Regions from separate parts of the Homo sapiens genome. Here region 1 is linked to region 2. The links are chromatin contacts, found by Hi-C in ENCODE. All regions are on one chromosome and are shown on one strand. Each heading gives the region's core, a stretch centred on a gene start or an enhancer-like site at or near the end of the contact. The rest is flanking DNA. Distances are from core to core; before and after follow the strand shown.

Region 1 (5,631 bases), core at 68-2,567, 560 kb after region 2:
GCCCCAGGGACCTGCCGCTAGCCCACCCACTCTGCCCCCAGAGCCTGATTCTCATTCTGCTGAGCCTCACTCTGGTGCTCACGGGCCTCCTTGGACACTGTACACCAGCACCGTACACCAGCCAGGGCAATCCCCACCAGTCAGCACACACTCGGAGGGAGGCCCTGAGCCAGGTCCCCACCTGCACTCAGAGCCCCATCTGCCTGTAGTCGCACAGCCTGGCATGGAGTCAGGAAGCCTGTGAGGGTTTAAAATAGGGGATGAGTGTGATTTAATATGTTTTGGGAAGATGAACCGAGTCAAGTACGGACTGTATGAGATTGGGGAGTGTATTAGTCCATTCTCATGCTGCTAATAAAGACACACCTACAACTGCATAATTTATAAAGAAAAGAGATTTAATTCACTCACAGTTCAGGATGGCTGGGAAAGCATCAGGAAACTTACAATCATGGCAGAAGAAGAAGCAATCACTTCCTTCTTCACATGGTGGCAGGAGAGAGAAGTGCTGAACAAAATGGAGAAAAGCCCCGTATAAACCCATCAGAACTCGTGAGAACTCCCTATCGTGAGAACAGCATGAGGGTAACCACCCCCATTATTCAGTTACCTCCCATGGGGTCCCTCCCACGACCCGTGGGAATTATGGGAGCTACAATTCAAGATGAGATTTGGGTGGGGACACAGCGAAACCATATCAGGGAGGTCCCTGATATGGGTCCTTCTATTACCCTGTGGTTGGGGTAATAGCAGGCCTCCCTTCCCTTCTTGGGCTTTTCGGAGATGGTCATTTTTTTGACAGACACGGCGTGAGGACCTTCACTGATTACCACAGACTCCCACAGAGTCATTTGCCCCGCCGTGTCCTCCTACAGGCGGGGGAGCCACCCTCAGAGGAGCTGGTGACCCTCCTACCTTGAACTGCACTGCTTCAGCCACACCAGTGAGGCAGGCATTCCCTGGCATGAGAAAGCGTCTGGCTCCCTCTGGTGACAAGAGGAAGCACCTGAGCCTTTGCCGCCATTTCCACTGGTGGTGGAGCACGAGGTGAGGATGGATAAACTAAGGTCCAGAGATCCCCCACACTGTAGGTGCGGGGTGGAGTCCCAAGTAGAGGCCCCATGCCACTAAAGCTCAGTTCTGTCTCCCTCAGGACCCTGGGCTTCCCAGAGCCAGCAGGGATATGGCTCTGAGCAGGTTCTTCAGCACTCTGCAGGCGCTGGTTCCTTTGGAATTAATTAGATTTCTCTAAAATTAGCTTAGAGTTAGAGGGATTTCCAAAGCCCTCAACCTTCTGCTGCCATTTCCCCTTTCTGAGTGGGAGGAAGTGCAGGATCCTGCAGGACCTGGGCTCCTACGCAGTTGTGTGGCCACAGGCTGGTAATGTAACTTTTCTGTGCCTCCATTTCTTCATTTATAAACTGATGGTGAAGACACCTGCCTCTCGGGGTTGTGAGGATTACATTCTATGCAGTGTCTAAAGGCCCTAGCACATGGCGGGTATTTAATTAAGAATGATTTTGTTGTTGCCATTATTCATGGCATCAACAGAGCTGGATCTCGAGGTAGCAGTGGGCTTTCCACTGTGGAGCAGCAGAAACCGAGTTAGTTCGCTATATCCCCATTGAGTGAACACCTGAGCATGCTAGTGAATGAGAGTGAGAAATAACTGGGAACTACACAAGTTGGCTTTTGGGAGCACCAGAGCTGGCTAGCACAGGGCCTGACTTGGGTCTTGCCCTTGAGGCCTGGGCTCATCCCCAAGGTTTTCCGAGCCTCAGGGACCTCCACAGCAGCACTCCATAGCAGGTGTCTCCCTGAGGCCACATAGCCTGAGCAGGACACACCTGAGCCCAGGAGCTGCTGTGCTTCTTGCTGTAGGCAGGTCATAGCCTGACCTCGGCGCACCTCCGCGGGCAGCTGCAGCCCAGCCATCTCCTACACAGCCACACCACTGACTCTTCTTGTTTGCAAGGGTCTCCGTCTACTGTCTGCCTCACATCTTGGGGCTCTCCCACACCTCTGCCTTTGCCCAGGCTGTTCCTGCTTTGCCCAGGCTGTTCCTGCCTTCTTCCTGTTCTTCCTCCCCTTTCTTTAGTCCTCTGCTTTGTTTTTATTTCAGCTTCCCACTTACTGTACATGTATCACTGGGCACGTTACTTCATCTCTCTGTGTCTCAGTTTCCTTACGTTAAAATGGGAGTGTATCTGCGCATAGGGTTGTGGCGACGATTAAATGAGGTAGTACATGGAATGTGCTAGAACTCAGCCCTCAGCTCACTAGGCATCAGCACCGTCATCCTCACTAGCAACAGACCTGCCTCAAAACCCAGCTCTGGCCCTACGCTATGAATGGGGATATTTCCCTCACTGATGTCCTGTGACTCATCTGCCATACTCGAGCTTGCGCCCTGTGAGAAACAGTTTATCTTGTGTACCACGTTTAGGAAACTTATTTCCAAGCCTGCCCTTTGCTAGGCACGGTGAGGGGGTCCAGCGATAATGAGTAAAATGGTCCCACAGGTCAGAGCTCCCTGGCAGTTTTCCACCCGGCCAGTCCTAACCAGGGAGCAATGCCCATGAAGGTGCTGATTTTATCCTGACATCTGGGGGCCCTGGGATGGCTGCATTCACGTTGGATGGCCCACCACATGCATCTAGTACTCCATGCCACTAGGGGGCACACCACAGCTTCCAAGTACCCTCTCAAGTGTTGGCCCACATGATCCCCACTCTGGTCTTGGGAGCTGTGTTAGTCTCCTGGGGCTGCCATAACAACATGCCATAGACTGGGTGGCTTCAACAACAGACACTCATTTTCTTACAGTTTTGGAGGCTGGAAGCCTGAGATGGTAGTGTTGGCCATGGGTCTCTTAAGAACTCTCTCCTTGGCCAGCAGACGGCCAGCTTCTCACTGTGCCCTCACACGGTCTGTCCTCTGTACCTGAGCTTCCTTGGTGTCTCTGGGTCCAAATCCCTAAGGACACCCATCAGATTAGGGCCCATCTAAGGGCCTCATTGTAATGTAATAATCTCTTTAAAAGCCCTATCTCTGAACACAATCACGTGCTGAGGTTCCCGCGGCCAGGGCTTCAACATGGATTTGAGGGGACACAGTCCAGCCCGTAATAGGGGGAGAGCAGGGCAGGTGACTGCCCTGTTTTCCAGATGGAGCTGCTGAGGCTTTGAGGGGTGAGTGCCTCGAGCACAGCCTCCTGCTGTTGCTAAGTTGTCCTGCAGAGCTTTGAAGCCTGAACTAGACACAAGGTCCTGCGGTCTCTGCACTGCCCCTTGCTGGGGGCTTGGGTGTGGACAGCAGGGAGCCTGCAAAACCTGCATCTGAGAGGATGTCCCTAGAGAGCTTCTGGGAGGACCCCACTGGGCTCACACACAGAATGCGGGCCCTTCAGGAAGGCACAAGCTGTTGTTTCTCTGGATGGATTTCCGGCCTGCGGCTAGCCAGCCAGAGAGGCATGTGCCTTCACCCTGGTAAGGCCTGGCTGGGCCTGGAGAGAAAGAAAAGATGCCTCTTTCAGCTAGGTTGAGAAGCCCAGAGTGGCAACAGCTGCGGCTTTGACCAACTGCAGATCCTCCCCGAGCATCCTGAAGTCGTCTAGCTTTGTGGGATATCGTTATACAAATTATTCTCCATGAGGCCAGGGCTTCCTACCCCTCCCAGGCCTGGGTAGTAATCAGTTTACAGTTCAACACACACGGAGTCCCTCCTCCAGGGCTGTACTGCCCCTATGGAAAAGGTGATTTTTGTGTTTTTTTAAACAGGGTCTCTGCTTTTCCCGAGCCTACAATTATTATGGCAAGCCCAATACATGGAGTTTTTTTTTTTTTTTCCTCCAGTCCAACTAGAAGCAGAACTATAGAAAAAGTCTCAGGTCACGTACTATGACAGAAGAGAGAAGGTGAAGGATGAGAGAAAATCTAGGAAGGCCCCTTGGAGGAGGTGGTATTTAAGGCAGGCTTTGAATGGAGGATCAGTTTTTGATGCACCGCTAGGGCCCTGGAGGAGAAGGAGAAACTGGGTTGAAGACCAGCATAAGCAAGGCCCATGCCCATACCAGACAGCAGTAGGGGCCATACTCGGTGCCCCAGAGGCCACACGGGGTACACCAGGCAGAGTTCTGTGCTGAGTGCTCACACTCGTGGCGGCATACAGTGCTGCTTTGGCTGGCTTTACGAGAGATTTGGGTTCTGTCACCATGCTCAGTGACTTTGGTCTGGCCACATTTGGTGAATGGCTGCCCCTCCACCTTCCAGGGTGAATATCAAATTGTGTCCATATTCTTCCTTTAGCCCATGTGCCCAGATGCATTTTTTTTGGGCGGGGGAAGGTAGGTATTTTTCATTTTTATGGATACATAGTAGCTGTGTGTGTGTGTGTGTGTGTGTGTGTGTGTGTGTGTGTGTGTGTGTATGGGGTACGTGAGATTTTTTGACACAGGCCTACAATGTGCAATAATCACATCAAGGTAAATGGGGTATCCATCATCACCTCAAGCATTTATCATTTCTTTGTGTTACCGACATTCCAGTGATACTCTTTCAGTTATTTTTAAATGTAAAATAAATTACTGTTGACTGTAGTCACCCTGTTGCAATATCAGATACTAGAGTTTATTCATCCTGTCTATATTTTTGCACCCATTAACCATCCCCACCTCCCCTGCCCCCTTCCCAGCCTCTGGTAACCATCATTCTACTCTTTACCTCCCAAATGCATTTTGGGTACCAGCTATTTCTTTGGTCAGTGCTGGTACCACTAGTGGTGCTTTTTTTTTTCTTTTTCTCCTTTTTTTGAGACAGAGTCTCGCTCTATTGCCCAGGCTGGAGCGCAGTGTTGTGATCTCGGCTCACTGGTGCGATCTTGGCTCACTGCAACCTCCACCTCACAGATTCAGGCAATTCTCCCTGCTTCAGCCTGCCTAGTAGCTGGGATTACAGGTGCCCACCACCATGCCTGGCTTTTATATTTTTAGTAGAGATAAGGTTTTCACCATGTTGGCCAGGCTGGTCCCGAACTCCTGACCTCAGGCGATCTGCCCACCTCGGCCTCCCAAAGTCCTGGGATTACAGGTGTGAGCCACTGCACCCAGCCCACTGATGGTGCTTTTTAATGAGAAAGTCTGGTCAAGGGCAGCAAGGGCAGAGGCTGGTTCTAGTCCAGGATTCTCAACCTGTCTGCAGGTAGAATCACCTGGGGACTTTGGGAAAAGCCCATTGCCTAGTGTGTCTTCCAGACCAGCTTCATCACAATCTCCAGGAGTGAGACCTAGGGATTGGTGTTTTCTTTTTACAAGTTTCTGAGGTGAATCCAATGTGCAGCCCAGTTTGAGCCCCATTGATGTATCTGATCTAAGAGGTCAACAGGTGCAGTAATGTGGGGAGGGGCACATATGCTCTGGCTCTGTCATGTACTGTGTGGATTTGGTAACATTAGTGTTTGGTTTTGTTTGTAAACTTTGTGATGGAGATAATTCTATTACACAGTGTCTAACACCTAATTTGTGCTCAATAAATGGTCACCTCCTCACCGTCTCCTTCCCTGTTCACCTCCTCCTCAGACATAAGCAAGGTCAGTTATGTAATGCTGGCAGGCTGTTGGCAGCAGGCACCAGAT
Region 2 (5,387 bases), core at 846-3,345:
CTAACAGCCATCCATGGGTGGGGAGGGCTACAAAAATGATATGGCAGAGCCCGCTGGAGGTGAGGAGATTGCGGAGAAGGGGATTTGCAGTGGAGAGTCATCACTTGAGAGGATTTTTAAGGAGTAGGAAGGCTCCTTCCTGCAAGGAGCTCAAAGCCTCATTCTCAGCGATGGTGGAAGGAATGAAGCAGAAACCCAGTCCCAAGAATCAAGGCTCATCATCACAGCAACCAAAACACAGGGCCGTGAGTCTGTTGAGAAACCGACGTAGCAGCTCAGTGTTAAACAAGATATGCCAGATTGCCAATGCTGAGTTTCAGTGATTGGCAGGCAGAGGCTGTGGGCTCCTTCTTTATTTCAAGAATAGGGCCAGAACTAGAGGTAGACACAACAAAACATGGAGATGTCCTTGAATCTGACTTTGAGGACCTGGGGAAAGATATGCAGAACAATTGCTGAAAGGAGGGTAAAAAATATCTCCATTTCATTCTTCAATGAGTCATTATTTAATATTGAAACCCTTCTGTTAGCATAAACTTTGGTGGCATATTTATTTTTAAAAAGGCTAAAGGAAGAAAGCTCTGAAGACATAGCAGGACTGTGAGATGATACAGAATCATCATCCATCAATGTCTATTCAGCCAGTATTAGCAGAAACCTGTACGGAACAACCACTCTTAACATAGAAAAGGGTATTATAATTTGAAAGCTACAGCTCTTGCCCTAGCACCCAGTTTGACCTCTCCCTATGAGAGAAATGGCCTCTTGAACACCTGAGGGTTAACTAGCCAAGAAAGGGGTTGCTGCTGAGATGGAGGGAGAGATTAGATGGGGAATAATAAACACATAGCTCTGGCTGCTGTACCTCTGGTCACCTCCCAGGATAGGCATCCCTAATTGATTACAGTACTCTTTCCTGCTGAGCTGGGATGAGGCCTCAGAATTGTTCCCAATACCATGTATCAGGAGCCAATCAATTAGGGCTGACATAGCAATGAAATGCATCTGCCCTCCTTTGATTCGGTTTTTACTGCCAAATGGGCTGTGGATGAGGCCGCTGAGTGGGGGCAGAACATTCATGTCCAGGTTGGAAGCAGGCAGATTGTCAGCCAGGGAAGCTTATAACAGGATATATTTTTAAGGTATTTATTTGTATTGATTCTTCCTTCCCTCCCCACTTCGTCTAAGTAGAGAGCAAGGCCCTTATAATTCCCTGCCTGTAGGATTTTGTTGGGCAAAAAGCATAAGATAGAGTAGTACCTCCTTTCTCTTACAAGAAATTAAACTGAATAAAAAGATTCCTTGCTATGTGCTCCAAAAGAAAGAAGGGAGAAGGGAATCATTTAGGATCATTGGAGTCATTGTTTTGCAGGCATGTGGGTGGAAGGAGAAAGGAGAATATAGATAAACGACCTCTAGCAGTCAGGGTCCCAGCAGGAAGACGATGCCCTCAAATTAGAATAGGAGAGGCTACAAGGAAGACGGAAGTACACTGTGTCTAGTAACAGCGGAGCTGTTATCACCAATTGGCCCAAAGGGATGAGGGGAGGGTTTGGTCCATGGAGTATAAAGGAGAGGGTGGTGTAGAGAGGCGGATCTAGAAAGAAGCAGCTATGCAGGGAGGGAGTCTACCTCGTTCTCTTCTATCCTTCTCTCTCCTGCTGGGGCTCCCTGTGGCCAAAACAAATCAGGAACCAAAGGCCAATGAAGTTTCTGTAAGATGGAAGTAGTAGCTCATCCAGGTCAGCAGGGAGCAGAGTGGCAAGGCGTGGGGGCATGGATGGAAGGCAAATGGAATATGTCTGTCACTACTCACACCATTTCCTTCAACATCTACTCTTGCCTTAACCTGGCTGAAAAGATTTTGTATTCATCACAGGGGACAAGTGAAGTCCTGCCAGCTACGATAGCATCAAGGGATGCTATAAACTCAGTTTTACTTTCACCTGAAACTTTAAACATTAGCCACTATCAGGTTCTACTACAGGATAGTGAAGGAAAATGGGGAAATGAAATAAGTAATAAACATAGCTGCCATAGTCCCCAGTTTGGTTGTTGATTTTATGGTCTAACTTGAGGATCATGTATTTGTCATCTTCTACTGTCTGCTCCATTTCCCCTTTCTCTTGCCAGCGCCTCAGCTGGATGGGCCCCAGTGAATACTCTGAGTCATAGATACAGATTTCCTGACCTCCGATGAGTAGCAGCAGCTCAAGTTTTCCCCGTTAATAAGTCCACTGTGTACACTGTGCTCTTCCCTGATGGTTCAGTACCATGAAATCTCCAATTTGGCATTTTTTTTTTTTAGTGAATTACAACTATCACCATGTTGCCTGGTGGAAGCATTCCCTTCTTTGGTACTAGGATTTCCAAACCCACTGAGCTCAAGCTTGCAGGAACAGGAAGCAAAAATTCTTCAAGTTAGTTATGAGATCTCACTCCTACCTCTGTCCTTTGATTCGCAAACATGTGCATTTTTGCTGTAGGGGGAGACAGTGCCATATATTGGCCATTGGTTTAAGGCATATACCATATTCTGCAGGACAGCGTTCCAACCTTGAAAGCTGGTGTCTCCAGGCTAGCACTATAACAGAACCTTCAGCAGGGCATTCCACTATTCTGTTGAGCAAGCTGCTTCTGCGTGTGAGTGCACATAAGACAGAGCATCCTGTAGGCATGAGCCTATGCCTGCATTTATTTTGTTATAAAATATGTTTTCTGGGCCAAGGTGCGGTGGCTCACGCCTGTAATCCCAGCGCTTTGGGAGGCCAAGGCAAGTGGATCACCTGAGGCCAGGAGTTTGAGATCAGCCTGGCCAACCTGGTGAAACCCCATCTCTACTAAAAATACAAAAATTACCTGGGCATGGTGGTGGGCGCCTATAATCCCAGCTACTCGGGAGGTTGAGGCAGGAGAATCACTTGAACCTGGGAGGCAGACGTTGCAGTGAGCCAAGATCACGCCACTGCACTCCAGCCTGGGCGACAGAGCGAGACTCGTCTCAAAAAAAAAAAAAAAAAAAAGAAAAACATGTTTTCTGGATGGAAATGATGTGGAGTGGCAATCCATGGCAATGGGTAAGGCATTATATTAACCCACAAATGGTGGTATTGATACAAGGATTTTATGGAGTATCTAGTGAAACATAACAAAAGATAGCATATGTGACCTCCAAAAGCCAACACATTGGTTCTTTTTTGTAATCATGGGTGGAGCAAGTTTCAGCACCTTTTCTCACTTTAAGAGGAAAATGTCAACTTTCTATAGATCAATAGACTGTTGTCTATAGAGTCAATATAGAAATAGACTTTTATCATTATGGCAGGCCCCTAAACTTTCTAAAAGTCTGTTTCCTATCTTCTGGCTTCACATGTTTTGCTGAGGCATCTAGAGTGCTTTATACTTTTTGGTCACCAGATCCAATTAGCATCATTTGATCTATATAACAATCATCATATTCTGTGAGCTATTGGGGTGAAAAAGCTTCCTCTGGATCCTCTTGGGAGAGAGAATGAGAGAACTTACCCAGCCATGAGACAATATAGTAAAGTTTTACACAGCCATGAATACCGTAAAGGTAAATTGTCCCTGCCATATAAATACAAACTCCTTTTGTTTGGAGTGGAGAATAAAGCACTTGTCAAGTCATTAACTGCACACCAGGTAGCAGGAGAAGTGTGGATTTCCTTCAGTAAAGACACCGCATCTGAAACTGTTGCTATGATCAGCCTTAGCACCTGAATTAGCTTGTAATAATCTGCTGTCATTTGCTAAAGCCCATCTGGCTTTTATACCAGTAATGTAGACAAATCAAAACATTCATGGTAAGAATCCTAACCCTGTGCATCCCTCAAGTCTTTGATAGCTGTGCTAATCTAGTCTCTGCCTCTCCCCAGGGATGAATTTCTGCTTTTGGTTTCCTATTTTAGCAAGAGGGGTAGACCTAGTTTCGTCCTTCCTACCAGAACGGCCCCCACTCCTCATGTCAGAAAACCAATGTGGATGTTGCATCCATTGCTAAGTACATCTATTTTCATTATTTGTTCTGGGTCTTCAGTCCCATTAGGATTGTGCTAAAACCCCGTCTATCACCTGATGTCTATCAACCCCTATCTGACTGGTGGACACCATATCATTGATGTCTCTGAACATGAGCAGCAGTTCAGAATCCATTTCTAACAGCCCCTAGAAGGTCTTTGTAGTTCCTTTTCTTGGTGCATAGCAACTGTGTAAAAGGCCCTTGGTTTCCTCTGGGAAGGAACTGTTAACAGGCTGTGAATATCTACCAAAGTGACTCATGTTAGGTTTCTTCCTACCAGACCTCAAAATTTCTCTCTCTGTCTCTGTCAATCTCTCTGTCTCTCTCTCTCTCTCTCTCTCACACACACACATACACACACACACTCTCTCTCTGTCTATATATATATATAATGTAATGTGTGTATATATATGTGTGTATATATATGTATATATATATATGTATATGTGTATGTATATATGCATCTCTTTTATTTCTTGTGATTTCACAATCAATACACTCTTACTGCCTATCCATGAGAATCCAAACACTCGATTTCCAGACAGTGTCACTGGTGAGTCTGATGAAATAATTATGAAATACATAGTGCCAATCATACGTAAGTCCTTCGAGAGGATTGAGAAAGAGTATAGACTCTCCTCCAATTCATTTTATGAAGCTAGAATAACCTTGATACTAAACCAAAAAGATCAATATGAGAAAGAAGCATTACAGGCTATTATTATAGGGATATTTGCAAAATTCCTAAGCAAAATATTAGCAAACCAAATCCAGCAGTGTATAAATGGGTTAATGTTCTATGACTAAACTTAGTTTATCCTAAGAATTTAAGTGTAACATAATTAAAAATATAGTTACAGATATAGACAGAGAGATAGATAGTCTCTGCCCTCTGTTCTTGGCACAGAACTCCTAAAACCCTTGTAATTTCCTGATCAATAGGGGTGCTAGGTTCATCTTTTGTTCTAATATTTGGTCTTTGACCCTGGTTCCTGACATGGAGCTCTTAATTCCTTGGAATTTCCTGCATAATAGGAGAACTTTTGTTCTAATGAGGGGACCCTTCGTGGGATCCTGGCTGGGGCTACTCATAATTAGAAACTTGGAATGTTCATCCCCACTCCTCAACCTCTGGGAAGGGGAGAAGGGCTGGAGATTGAGTTAATTGTGCATGCCTACATAATGAAGCCTCTGTAAAAATCCCTAAACTATAACTTTCAATGAGCTTCTGGGTTGGTGAGGTCATCCATGCACCCAGAGGAAGGTGCACCCCAGCTCCACAGGACGGAAGCTCCTGCGCTCAGGAGTTATCCAGACCTTCCCCCGCGTATCACTTCATCTGGCCGTT

The links. Hi-C counts contacts between places; a loop is a spot of excess contacts on that map. Pooled maps may share reads with other maps.
Region 1: a loop to region 2 is called in a pooled map, with 2.6 times the contacts of the local background. The contact joins two enhancer-like sites. A Hi-C loop is called at or near these places in 10 of 168 maps with a recorded cell type or tissue (CD4-positive, alpha-beta memory T cell, IMR-90, MCF 10A and 7 more) and 21 of 50 pooled maps.

Annotation. Positions count from the first base shown.
Region 1 is chr15:92,076,559-92,082,189 of GRCh38, forward strand. The region is part of intron 2 of SLCO3A1 (solute carrier organic anion transporter family member 3A1); the gene reads left to right. Among named protein-coding and RNA genes, the nearest start is that of SLCO3A1, 230 kb to the left of the region's middle. Within about 2 kb of position 1,318, at least 2 of the 41 ENCODE cell types and tissues checked have a DNase peak (open chromatin) inside an H3K27ac peak, as active enhancers do.
Region 2 is chr15:91,513,421-91,518,807 of GRCh38, forward strand. No RefSeq gene overlaps it. Among named protein-coding and RNA genes, the nearest start is that of CRAT37, 53 kb to the left of the region's middle. RefSeq lists a silencer at 3,499-3,793. Within about 2 kb of position 2,096, at least 2 of the 41 ENCODE cell types and tissues checked have a DNase peak (open chromatin) inside an H3K27ac peak, as active enhancers do.